Linked DNA regions of Homo sapiens: region 2 is linked to region 1. The links are chromatin loops, found by intact Hi-C in ENCODE. Cell type or tissue: IMR-90. All regions are shown on one strand. Links, peaks and the distances in the headings refer to the core of each region. The heading gives the core; the rest is flanking DNA.

Region 1 (5,315 bases), core at 312-5,311:
TAAGATGATGTCACCTTTGGGGTTTCTTGCTCTTGTCTGAGAACATTAGCTCCTTCTAGTCTAGAACCACTATTCCATCAACACTGACCAGATGGGGAACATGGAGCAAGAGAGGTCCAAAGGAGGTACCCAGGAAGCCCCAACGGAGAAAGTAACCCCAAGACTGAAGCCTGAGCAATTTGGTGGAGGTGCCAGATGAAGAGAGGATGTGTGTGTGGAGAGCACAGAGCTGCAGAGGGAAGAGCAGGGTCGAGGGGAGGGAGGAGCCAGTCATTTCTTAAGTGATGCAATAGCTCTGTGGCTATTATTGCCATTGCAGCTGAAATCCATGTCAGCCTCCTACCAATCAGGATTTCGTATCCTTTAAAACTCCTCTTCCAACTTTAATAAAAATTAAAACAGTGTGCTTTCCCCCACCCCCAATCTGATAATCCACCACCAGGCACACAGGCCTTAGATGAAGACAGATGGTGATCTGTCTTCAAAGACTTTGTCAAGCTTTGTTACAAAGCTTTTTGTTTTCTGTTCATTCCCCAGGTGCAGCTGAGTTCCCAAGCCCTGGTCCTGTCCCTCCTGGGGTGACAGCCTCCACTTTCCAATTCATAATGTCAGAGGCATGTGAGCCAGAACAACTCCATCTTAAACAGGAGCTGGGTAAAATGAGGCTGAAACCTACTGGGCTGCATTCCCAGATGGTTAAGGCATTCTAAGTCACAGGATGAGACAGGAGGTCGGCACAAAAGGCAGGTCATAAAGACCTTACTGATAAAACAGGTTGCAGTAAAGGAGCCGGCCAAAACACACCTAACCCAAGATGGCCACAAGAGTGACCTCTGGTCGTCCTCACTGCTACACTCCCAGCAGCGCCATGACGGTTTACAGATGCCATGGCAACGTCAGGAAGTTACCCTATGTGGTCTATAAAGGGGAGGCATGAATAATCCACCCCTTGTTTAGCATATCATCAAAAAATAACCATAAAAAAGGGCAACCAGCAGCTTTTGCGGCTGCTCTGTCTATGGAGTAGCCATTCTTTTATTCCTTTACTTTCTTAATAAATTTGCTTTTACTTTGCACTGCGGACTGGCCCCGAACTCTTTCTTGGGTGAGATCCAGGAATCCTCTCTTGGGGTCTGGATCAGGGCCCCTTTCCTGTAACAATAATGGCTGAGGAACATCTGAGCCTCCTTATGTAAACATATGAAATTAAAAATGTGTCCATGAGAATACAGCTTCCCTCCTCTCCTCTCCCCACAGGGGAGGTGCTTCCTAGCCCAGAGAGCGCTCCCACAAAAGCGGTATTATCCAGGAGGGATGGCCTGGAGAAGGGAATGGTAAGGGCAGGGGCTTTGAAATTGGTTGGCATTTCCATTTTCCAAGTACCAGCTATACGAATGACATTGAGCAAGAGGCTTAACATGCTTATGACTCTCTTATGAATGGCAAGAGGTACTATCTGGAAGAAATGTTTGTCAGAGTCAAAGAAAGTGATGATATAAGGTAAAACGCCCGCCGGTCACATTCTCTCTAGGGCCTTCAAACAGCACGTTAGTATAATAATTCAGGGACACATTTAAACAGCCCTGTGGGCTGGCCTGGGGACCCATACGTAACCGCAGCAGAGTCTATGACAAATTGCCCCTTTAGTTCCAGGTAACCATGAGATAAATGAACTTTTGTAAAAGTTGATAATTCTTGCAAAAGTTGGGAACATCTTGCATAAGAACGGCAACTTGGAAAGTGACTCGATTTCTAACCACAGTATGAGGAGCTTTGTAACCGATCCTTTGTGTAAAGGCCAAAAACGATTTTCAAGGTCCCATGTGAAAAAGCAGGAGACAATTGCCGTAGCAAATTTATAAAGTGACAGAGTGCGGCCCTTATGGAAAACAGATGGGGCTACTGGGAAAAGGGCAGCCGCATGACGTGCTAGAGACATGAGAACCGAGAGACTGTCCTTAGGTACTTGTGGGTTTTGATGGGATCTGTCTGGAAAGGATACATTTACCATTTGGGAAAACAGAAACCAGGGCAATATGAGTTTACAGGAATGATATTTAAAGGACTCATGTCTTCAAGCTTATGCTCCTTCTTTCAGGATCAGGTTGAATGAGGAGGGGCCGGTCTCTCATGTTACACATAACCTTTGGCATTCCCATCACCAATGCCTGCTATGGCACCTTCCCCTCCCTTCACAGGGTTGAAGGTGGCCTGCTGTGAAGTCAGGGGTCACATGGCTCCTGTGAGCTCCTGGCTCTGAAGGACACACATTCGGAACATACAGCATTTAATATAGAGAAACAATCCTCACACAGAGGTTGCTGAGAGGCTGGCCCGAGTCACAGATGACCTCAGAAGCTGTTTTGAGATTCATTGGAAAGAGGGTTTCTCAGAAAGCCCTCCCTCCGATCAAGCTGAGAGGAAAAATGTTAAATATGAAGGATTGAAATGCTAAAAAAAAGTTATGCCATTGAAGCATACTTTTTGTTGTAGTTGTTTCAAAAGATTTTGTTCCAAAAGCCTAACTTTTATACAGTGCAAGAGGCTGTTTCAAGGTGAGGTTTAGAGGACACACCTGAAACTTTTTAGAATGGCAGATGTCAGACCTCACTAGAAAACTCTGAGGTGGATGGGTTTTGTTCTCTCTCTCTCTCTTCTTCCAACTCCTTGGGTCCAGAACATGAAAACCCAGAAAAAAATCACAGTATTACTCTACTTAGGATGTGACTCTGTAGTCACTGGTTAATCACTGCTCTGGTGTTAGATGACATTCAAATGTAAATGCTGTGATTACCAAACCATCTCAGACTTCTGGGGTAAGTGTTCAGCCAGCACTTCTGATTCACGCTGGGCTGCCTTTGACAGAGTTGGCAGAAAAGAAAAGAAGCAAAAGAGAAGAAACCACACGCACAATTCATTGGTCATCTGTTGTGACCGAAGCTTCCCTGTCAAGCGAGGGGGGTGGGGGCGGGGGAGCGCAGGAAACTGAACACAAGCTGGGAATAAAATTTCAGACTGGGGCCATCCTTTCCACACCTGTAAATCCTTTAAAAGAAAAGTTAATGGATTTTAAAAAAAATCATACAACTTAAGTCTTCTTGTACTTCTTTCATTTCCTAAACAAATCCTAGGGCCCAAGTGATTATCTATATTTCGATTCATGGATAGAGGAAGACATCTGTTCAGTAGCATTAAGAAGAAAATCTTTCTTCTTAATGAAAGATTAATGAAGCTTTAATTAAGATTTCTTCTTAATGAAAGCTGCTAGTTTAGGTTCAGCAGCTCCTAAACTAGCATTTTGTTCCTCTAGGTACATACTATGGGTTTAAATTTTAGGTGTGTCTGCGTGAAAATGAAAACTTATTCTCAGTTACCGTTTTGTTTCAAGATGGAAGCCTCAATTTGAAATCCAGCCCAATGTGGTTTGCTGTTTTAAGGCCATGTGTCTCCTTAACATAACTCTTTTTCAAAAAGTCATTGGGTGGCCAACAAATTGAGATAAAACAAAATTTAAAGGAATACCTTACTTCATTTAGGCAACCGAATACTAAAATTTGAAATTCAGAATGAAGTACAGCCCCAGAAACTATGGAAGTGAGGCCACTAGGGTTCACGGCTCACCTCCTTTGAAACACACACACCTCTTTCTCTCTCCCAGTCTGCAGAGGTCCCTGAAAACAGTGCTTCTCAAAGGTGGGGCCTCCTTGACCCACAGCATCAGAGTCCCCCGGGGCCCTGAGCCCAGATTCCCAGAAACAGATGCTTTCCAGATGGAGCCCAGGAAGCCAGTAGATGGGGGGTCCAGGAGATTCAAACCTTGAGGAGCTTTTGCCGTCAAATGTCAGCAAAATTGCTGGGATTTCTCATCTGCCTGAAACTGCCATCGTACAAATAACACCTTCACATTAGTGCTGGGGATGAAAACCTTTTCCTCCACCCTCCTAGGGTCAGTGCTTGGGGCCTGTGAATTAAACTGACAAAAGACAGGCTGGCAAGAGGAAAGACAAAGTTTAATCACATATGTATACCGGCAGGAGAGTGCAAAAAATGGCTCAGAGAAGAGGTTGGAATTTGGGGCTTTATATACCATCCTAATGCAGGGAAGGGGTTAGGATTTCAAGAGACAAGAAATAGTGGGAAATGACAGAGAAATACACGGGGGAAATAATATAAGAGAAGGTTTGTTTTAGTAAGGTGTGTTTATGCAATTTCTCATCCTGCATCAACTTCTCATCTTCACCTCTGCTGGGAGAAATCTCCCTTAAAGGGGGATTTATGACAGTTGAATTCTTCGGGAAAGCTCTGTTTCTAGGTAGATGGGGGAGTTCCGACAAAGCTGCGTCCTGCATCTGCTGGTTCTCAAATGCTGTCAGCTCACAACAGTCCTTATGGCCAGTGGCATATTCTGGACCACTTCAGCAGCAAACAGAGACACTGCATTTCCACATCTATTCCCAACCACACTCTTGCCTCGTAAACAAGTGCTAATCCCATTTAACAGGGAGGCCCCAAGAGGTTAGTTACCAAATAGGCCTTAGGTCATATGGTTTATAGTATCTAGGACTTGAATTCAGATCTTTGGATTTTAAACACCAGATTTATCCTTTAAGAACGAAGGAAACATCTCCAGCCCCTGCAAATACACACACACACGCACACACACACACACATCCTCATCATTTAGACATAATGTCCTCGTTTTAGACATCTTTTTTTCAATAAGACTAGCACAATTTATCACCATGACCATTAATGAGACCAGCTCTTAACAAGCTAAGCTTATCAATGAGGGCTCTCTCCCATGTTTGTCGAGACGTAATTAAATACTCAGCAGCCGGCCAAATGTCGAAAGACCCTAGGTCGCTCTTGAATTGCCCATCTATCTGCTTCTGAACATAATGACGTTGACTGATGACCTTGGGGAGCTGGCTGTATTTAAGAGAAGAGCCAATCACTGTCAAACATTGGTGCCGAACAGAGAGCAGCCCTTAAATACATACACACAAGAAGCAATGAAAAAATGTTTCATTTGGGAAAGAAGACAGAAGGCACAGGATGGCAGAAGAAGGAACTTACATTCTATAAATATTGAGAATATTTTCTCAAGTAAATTTTAGATTCGATTCGCTTATTCCTAAGTTAGAAAATATTTTAAGAGGATTTTTGCTAAGGGGAATGGTACACGAATTAGAATCTACTGTCCAGTCTCTGACAGCACTGGGGAATGCCTTGGTTTCTGTGGCTTTTTCTTCCAGAACTGCATTGTCCAATACAGTGGTCACATATGGCTATTTAAACTTAAATTAATTAAAATT
Region 2 (5,451 bases), core at 186-5,185, 360 kb after region 1:
AGGTTATAAGAGACGAGGAAAGACTGAAGAGCCATCTAAGGCTGGAGGAGACCAAGGAGGCAAGACCAAGTGCAAGGTGAAATCTTGGATTGGATCCTGGACCAGAAAAAAAAGGCATTAGCTGGAAAACTGGGAGAATATGAATAATGACTATAGTTTAGTATTGTGTTGTATTAATGTTAATTTCATAGTTTTGGTCCCTGAACTCTGGGTACAGAGACATTAATGTTAGGGCAGTCTGGGTGAATGGTGTACAGGAATTCTAAGAAATATTTTTAAAACTTTTCTGTAAGTCTAAAATTATTTCAAACTAAAAAGGTTGTTTTATGTTGGGAACATTCTAAATCTTGACTCCTAGCTATTTTGAAATATAGAGTTGGCCCTTGAACAAGTGTTGAATTGTGAAGGTCCACTTGTAAGTAGATGTTATTCCACTTCAGCCACCCCTGAGACAGCAAGACCAACCCCTCCTTGTCCTCCTCCTCCTTATTGTACTCAGTGTGAAGATGACAAGGTCAAGACCTTTCTGATAATCCATTTCCTCTTAATAAATATTCAATATATTTTTTCTTCCGTATGATTTTCTTTGTTTTAGAGGCAGGGTCTTACTCTGTTGCCCAGACTTGAGGGCAGTGGTGTGATCATAGCTCACTGCAGCCTCAAACTTCTGGCCTCAAGTGATCCTCTCACCTCAGCCTCTCAAGTAGCTAGAACTACAGGTGCATGCCACCACATCCAGCTAATTTAGTCCATTTTTTTGTAGAACTGGGGTCTTGCTGTGTTGCCCAGGCTGGCCTCAAACTCTTGGGCTCAAGTGATCCTCCCATCTCAGCTTCCTAAGGTGTTGGGATTAAAGGCATGAGTCACTGTGTCCCACCCTTATTTTCTTAATAACATTTTCTTTTTTCTAGCTCACTCTATTGTAAGAATACAGTATATAATACATAGAAGAAATGTGTTAACTGACTATTTACATTATTAATAAAACTTCTGGTGAACAGTAGGCTATTACTAGGTAAGTTTCAGGGAAGTCAAAAGTTATACACAGATTTTCAACTGCACGAGGGGGTTGGCCCTCCCCCTACTCCCATGTTGTCCAAAGGTCAACTGTACTATAAATTCTTGTTACCTATAGTCACCCTACTGTGCTCTCAAACCCTAGAACCTATTCCTTCTAACTGTATTTTGCACCCAATGTTCCCAACACAAACATGATAAATGTTTGAGGTGATGAATATGCCAATTACCCATTACACATTGTATGCATGTATCAAAAAAAAACCTCATCTACCCCATGAATACATGCTACTATTATGCATCAATTTCAAAAACATTTTTTTAAGGGAGGCAGAGTTTGTGGTTGTGAGGAAACTTCTGGTAGTGCCAAAGCTAACCATGAGGGTTTAGGCTGCTGGTGGGAGGATGCAGTGGCTGTGGGCTTCTCCTGCAGCTAGCTGCGCAGGCAGAGGGACGGCTCCTTCCTCCAGCTGGGGAACAATGGTGAGGAGTTATAAAGAGAAGAGCACTCATTAATACAGGATGAGTTAAAGAGCTGTGGGATTGAAAAGACTCATTTGAGGCATTAAAACTGAACATGAAAATGTGATGCATGATGAAGCTTCTGCAAATCCCAGTCTCCAAAAGGCCAGGTGGGGAGTGGGAGAGCAGAGAACCAGGGGAGAAACAAAAGGGGAGGAGCACATTTAGGAACATTGAAGGCTAAGTAATTAGAAAGAGCTCTTCAAGCCTGGGGAAAGGAAAAGGGGCCAAAGGATACTTTGAGAAAATATGATTCAGCTCATCAGTCATTACTAAATTATAGATGATCAGGTAGAGATTGTAAGGTAACTTTCTATTTTAGTGTTCAAATATTTTAAATCTTGCTCTAAATATTACATTTAAAAAATTTTTAAATTTTATTTATAGACATTTTAAAAATGTCTATAGATAGCTGGTGCTCCTTCTAACCTCAGCAAAATAGGGACCCTCCCCGCATGATGGACAGAGGGACCCAAAAGAAAACAATCAAAGAACTCAAAAGGAGAGCCTCAATTCACAGAAATGGCGTGTCTTTTTTCTCTGGAATAAAATAAGTAATTTCATGGGCCCATGAAATGCAGGCAGGCTTCTGATGATTGTGAAATGGAATCTTATGCAAAAAAAAACAAATAGCCTTTCCTTGCAGCCAGCCAGTGTTTAGGCAGCACCTGCCACACACCCAGCACTGGGACAGCTGCCCTGGAGAATACGCAGATGGTGAGTTTTGCTCACCAGAAATAATGAATAAGAATTTCTTGGAGAAAAGCTTTCAGTGCTATTGAAGGCCTGCACACCCCAGGGAGCTTCCACCACAGAGCCAGCAGCAGAGCCCTGAAGGTCCCCGCCAGTAGGGGAGAGATAGACGGTGAGATGGAAGAGAAGCAGGAAGGGAATCAGGAGAGCAGGGAGGCAGTGGGAAATCATGGGAAAGGGAAGAGGGAGAGATGCAGGGGCTGTCCCAGCCCCGGTGTGGAACTTTGGAGGAGAGTAACATCCAGAGAAGGTTCTGAGATGCTTATTTGGTGGCACACTATGCAAACCCCTTGGATGAGGACCTCACTTTTTAAAAAGCCTACAGCACAGTTCTTCACTATTCCTCTGGGCTTATGTTCCTTTGAATTACACTTCATGCAGAGATTGGACCTGAGGGGAACTTGCAATTCAGTGAAGTTACAAATAACAGCCTTGAAGTTTCTTCCAAATGAAATATCCTATGATCTTTGATTATTTCTAGACAACAAAGCCAGGGCCACAGAAGCAGATAAAATAAAGAATCAAGACCTGTATCTGAACACTTAGAACCCCTACATTCTGCTCTAGAAAGAGAGGGGAAGTACTGAGTGCTCTGAATTTGTCCTGTCTCCCATTGCCACACAGGACACCATCATCCTCCCACTTCACGCTTTGCTGTTTTCATGACTAGACATCAGTTTTTTCTTTGACTTGGCCATGAGCAGGGGATGATGGAAATATGAACTGAGCCTTTCAGGTGTTAATTTCTTTTAGAGAGCCTGAATTCCTCCCCTCGGAGCCTCTCCTCTTTCCCTTCTCTGGTCTAGTGATGCTCAGTAGGGACTAGGGCTTGTCTTCCTACCCCCCTGTCTACTAGGCACCAGCACTCTAACAAAAAAATATTTTAAGCCCTTCTCAGACTGCTAAACATGAGAGACAAATCTTACCACATTTTGTATTTTTGGCCCTTTTCCCTTAATTTAGCAATGAGTTCACACCCCCCTACTGCAGTTGAATGTTGAGTCATCCATTCCACTCATGCCCTTTTCCCAGACTTCATAAGACTCATGCTGCAGAGAGGCTTCCATGGAGCCAGGGCAGGCCTAGGTGATTCTACAAACCTTCCCAGCGGTGCCTTCCCAGCAGTTACTGAGATGATGTGAGAGACATGCTGGAAACATTTAAGGCCATAGAGCATGTAAGGCCTTCTACACTGTCCCAATATAACTTTCTAGTCTTTAATTTTCCCCACTGACAGAGCAGGAGCATCGCCATCTTAGACAAGCACCACCATTTTAAAGTTACCCTTGATCAAAAACCACCTAAATCCAAAATGCATCAGCCTAATGGCTAAGGTCAGCATGACCATAAACCACAAATGACACCTCTGACCAGAAACATTCCAACCCTAAGATTAAACCCCTCCCTGACCAGAGACATGCCAGCCCTGAGATAATCTCCCCCCTGCCGGAGAGACGTCAGCCCCAAGATAACCTCGCCTCCGACCAGAGACATTCCAACCCCACAATAAACTTCTCCACACAGAAATATTCCAAGCCTGTGATAAGCTCTTTCACCCTAAAACCAATAAATACTCCTACTCTGTAAGAGAGTGCTCCTGACCAAAATCAGCCAGATGCCCCTCTCAGGTTTATTCTCCAAAATAAACCTGTCTTTGACTGTTGAGCCGCTTTTCCTGTTTCTTTTCTCTTTCTTTAACTCTTACACCCATTATTCGAATATTCTAATCAGATCTATCAATCAAAGCAAATACTACTTGCCAAGAATTGAGCTACATGCTAAGGTTACAGTGGAGCAAAAACAACAAAGTCCCTTTCTTCTTGAAGCTTATAGTCTATTGGATAAATACATATTAAATATTTAACTGCAAAAACAATGTATTTCAGCCATGAAAAGTGCTGTAAGAACTGTAATATAATTTAAAAATATATATATATAGCCTTTGTCCTTAGTTGGTACAGAGCTTCAAAAACCCTTGGAGTTTTGTGAATGATACGAATGTCTTTGTGATGCTAATGAGGTGATGCCCAGTGGGCCCCTACATAGCCTCAGTATGGGGGCTGGCCACCAGTAAGACTAACCATGTGATTATAGGGTTGCACTTCCAGCTGCCCAACCTCCAGGGAATGGAGGCCTCAAGATTGAATTCAACTATGTGGCCAATTATTCAATCTATCATGCTTACATCATGAAACACCAATAAAAACTCTAGACACCAAAGCTCATTGGAACTTTCTGGTTGGTGAAGATGGTATTGAATAAATGGACTTGCTGCCTGACACACATGGGAAGCCAATACTGTGGCACTAGCTTTTGAGAAAAGAAAGGCTTTATTGCAAGACCAGCCAGCAAGGAGACAGGAGATGCAGTTCATATCTATCTGACTGATTTGGGATCTGGGGCAAGTTCTAAGGGTTGGGAGGGCAAGAGAAAGGATTTAGGAATGTTGACTTGGCAGAGTCTGATGGGAGAACTTCAAACAAACCATTTACAGTAAGGATTTTAGTCCCAGATCTTCTGGGCCAACAGATCCCTTTTGAAAGAGCTCCAGCATTCAGGTTCCAGTCATTTCCCAGTCTTTTGGTTCCCCAGAGACGAATCCTTGTACCAGGTGTTGTTAAAGGTCAAACCTTTTTCTATTGCGCATGCCTGGCCTATGTGACTTGAAGTTTTCACTCTGTTATGCCTACAAGGTGACTTGGCGTCCTGTTATCAACAGAATAGGCCTACTTTGGGCTGGTGCTATGGTCACAAACACAGTAATGTGCTGGGAGGAAGAAGCACCTGGATTCCATGGAGAGGGCTTGGGTGCTCTGTCCTCCCCACCCCATCCTATGCATCTTTATTTGGCTGTTCCTCATCAGTATCCTTTGTAACAAAACTGTAATTATAAGCACAGAGCTTTCCTGATTTCTGTGAGTCACTCTAGTGAACTGTTGACACTGAGTTGGGGACTGTGGGAACCCCTGAATTTGTAGCCAAGTCAGGTAGAAGTGCAAGTGGCCTGGGACCCCCAAAGTGTACCTGTCATCTGAAATGGGTACAGTCTTATTGGGGCTGTGCCCTTTAATTTGGGGGCTCTGCACTAACTTTAAGATAGTATCAGAATTGAACTAATTGTGGAACACCCAGCTGGTGTCAGAGCATTAGTGCCAGAAT

The links. Hi-C counts contacts between places; a loop is a spot of excess contacts. Peaks named below come from ENCODE experiments on the same cell type or tissue, not always from the same donor. Only the 100,000 strongest peaks of a DNase experiment are listed, where the experiment ranks them.
Region 2: it touches region 1 in a loop (12-fold over the local background); 1 of 110 quality-filtered maps calls a loop at or near these places.

What each region holds. Positions count from the first base shown.
Region 1 is chr6:3,338,820-3,344,134 of GRCh38, forward strand. All of the region lies in intron 3 of SLC22A23 (solute carrier family 22 member 23), which reads right to left. Among named protein-coding and RNA genes, the nearest start is that of PSMG4, 83 kb to the left of the region's middle. RefSeq lists an enhancer at 2,369-3,092. In IMR-90, for the core only: no CTCF peak of the experiment used is centred there; a DNase peak (open chromatin) is centred at 2,842; H3K27me3 peaks cover 657 bases.
Region 2 is chr6:3,694,499-3,699,949 of GRCh38, forward strand. All of the region lies in intron 1 of LOC100507336 (a long non-coding RNA gene), which reads right to left. Among named protein-coding and RNA genes, the nearest start is that of PXDC1, 54 kb to the right of the region's middle. In IMR-90, for the core only: no CTCF peak of the experiment used is centred there; a DNase peak (open chromatin) is centred at 3,303.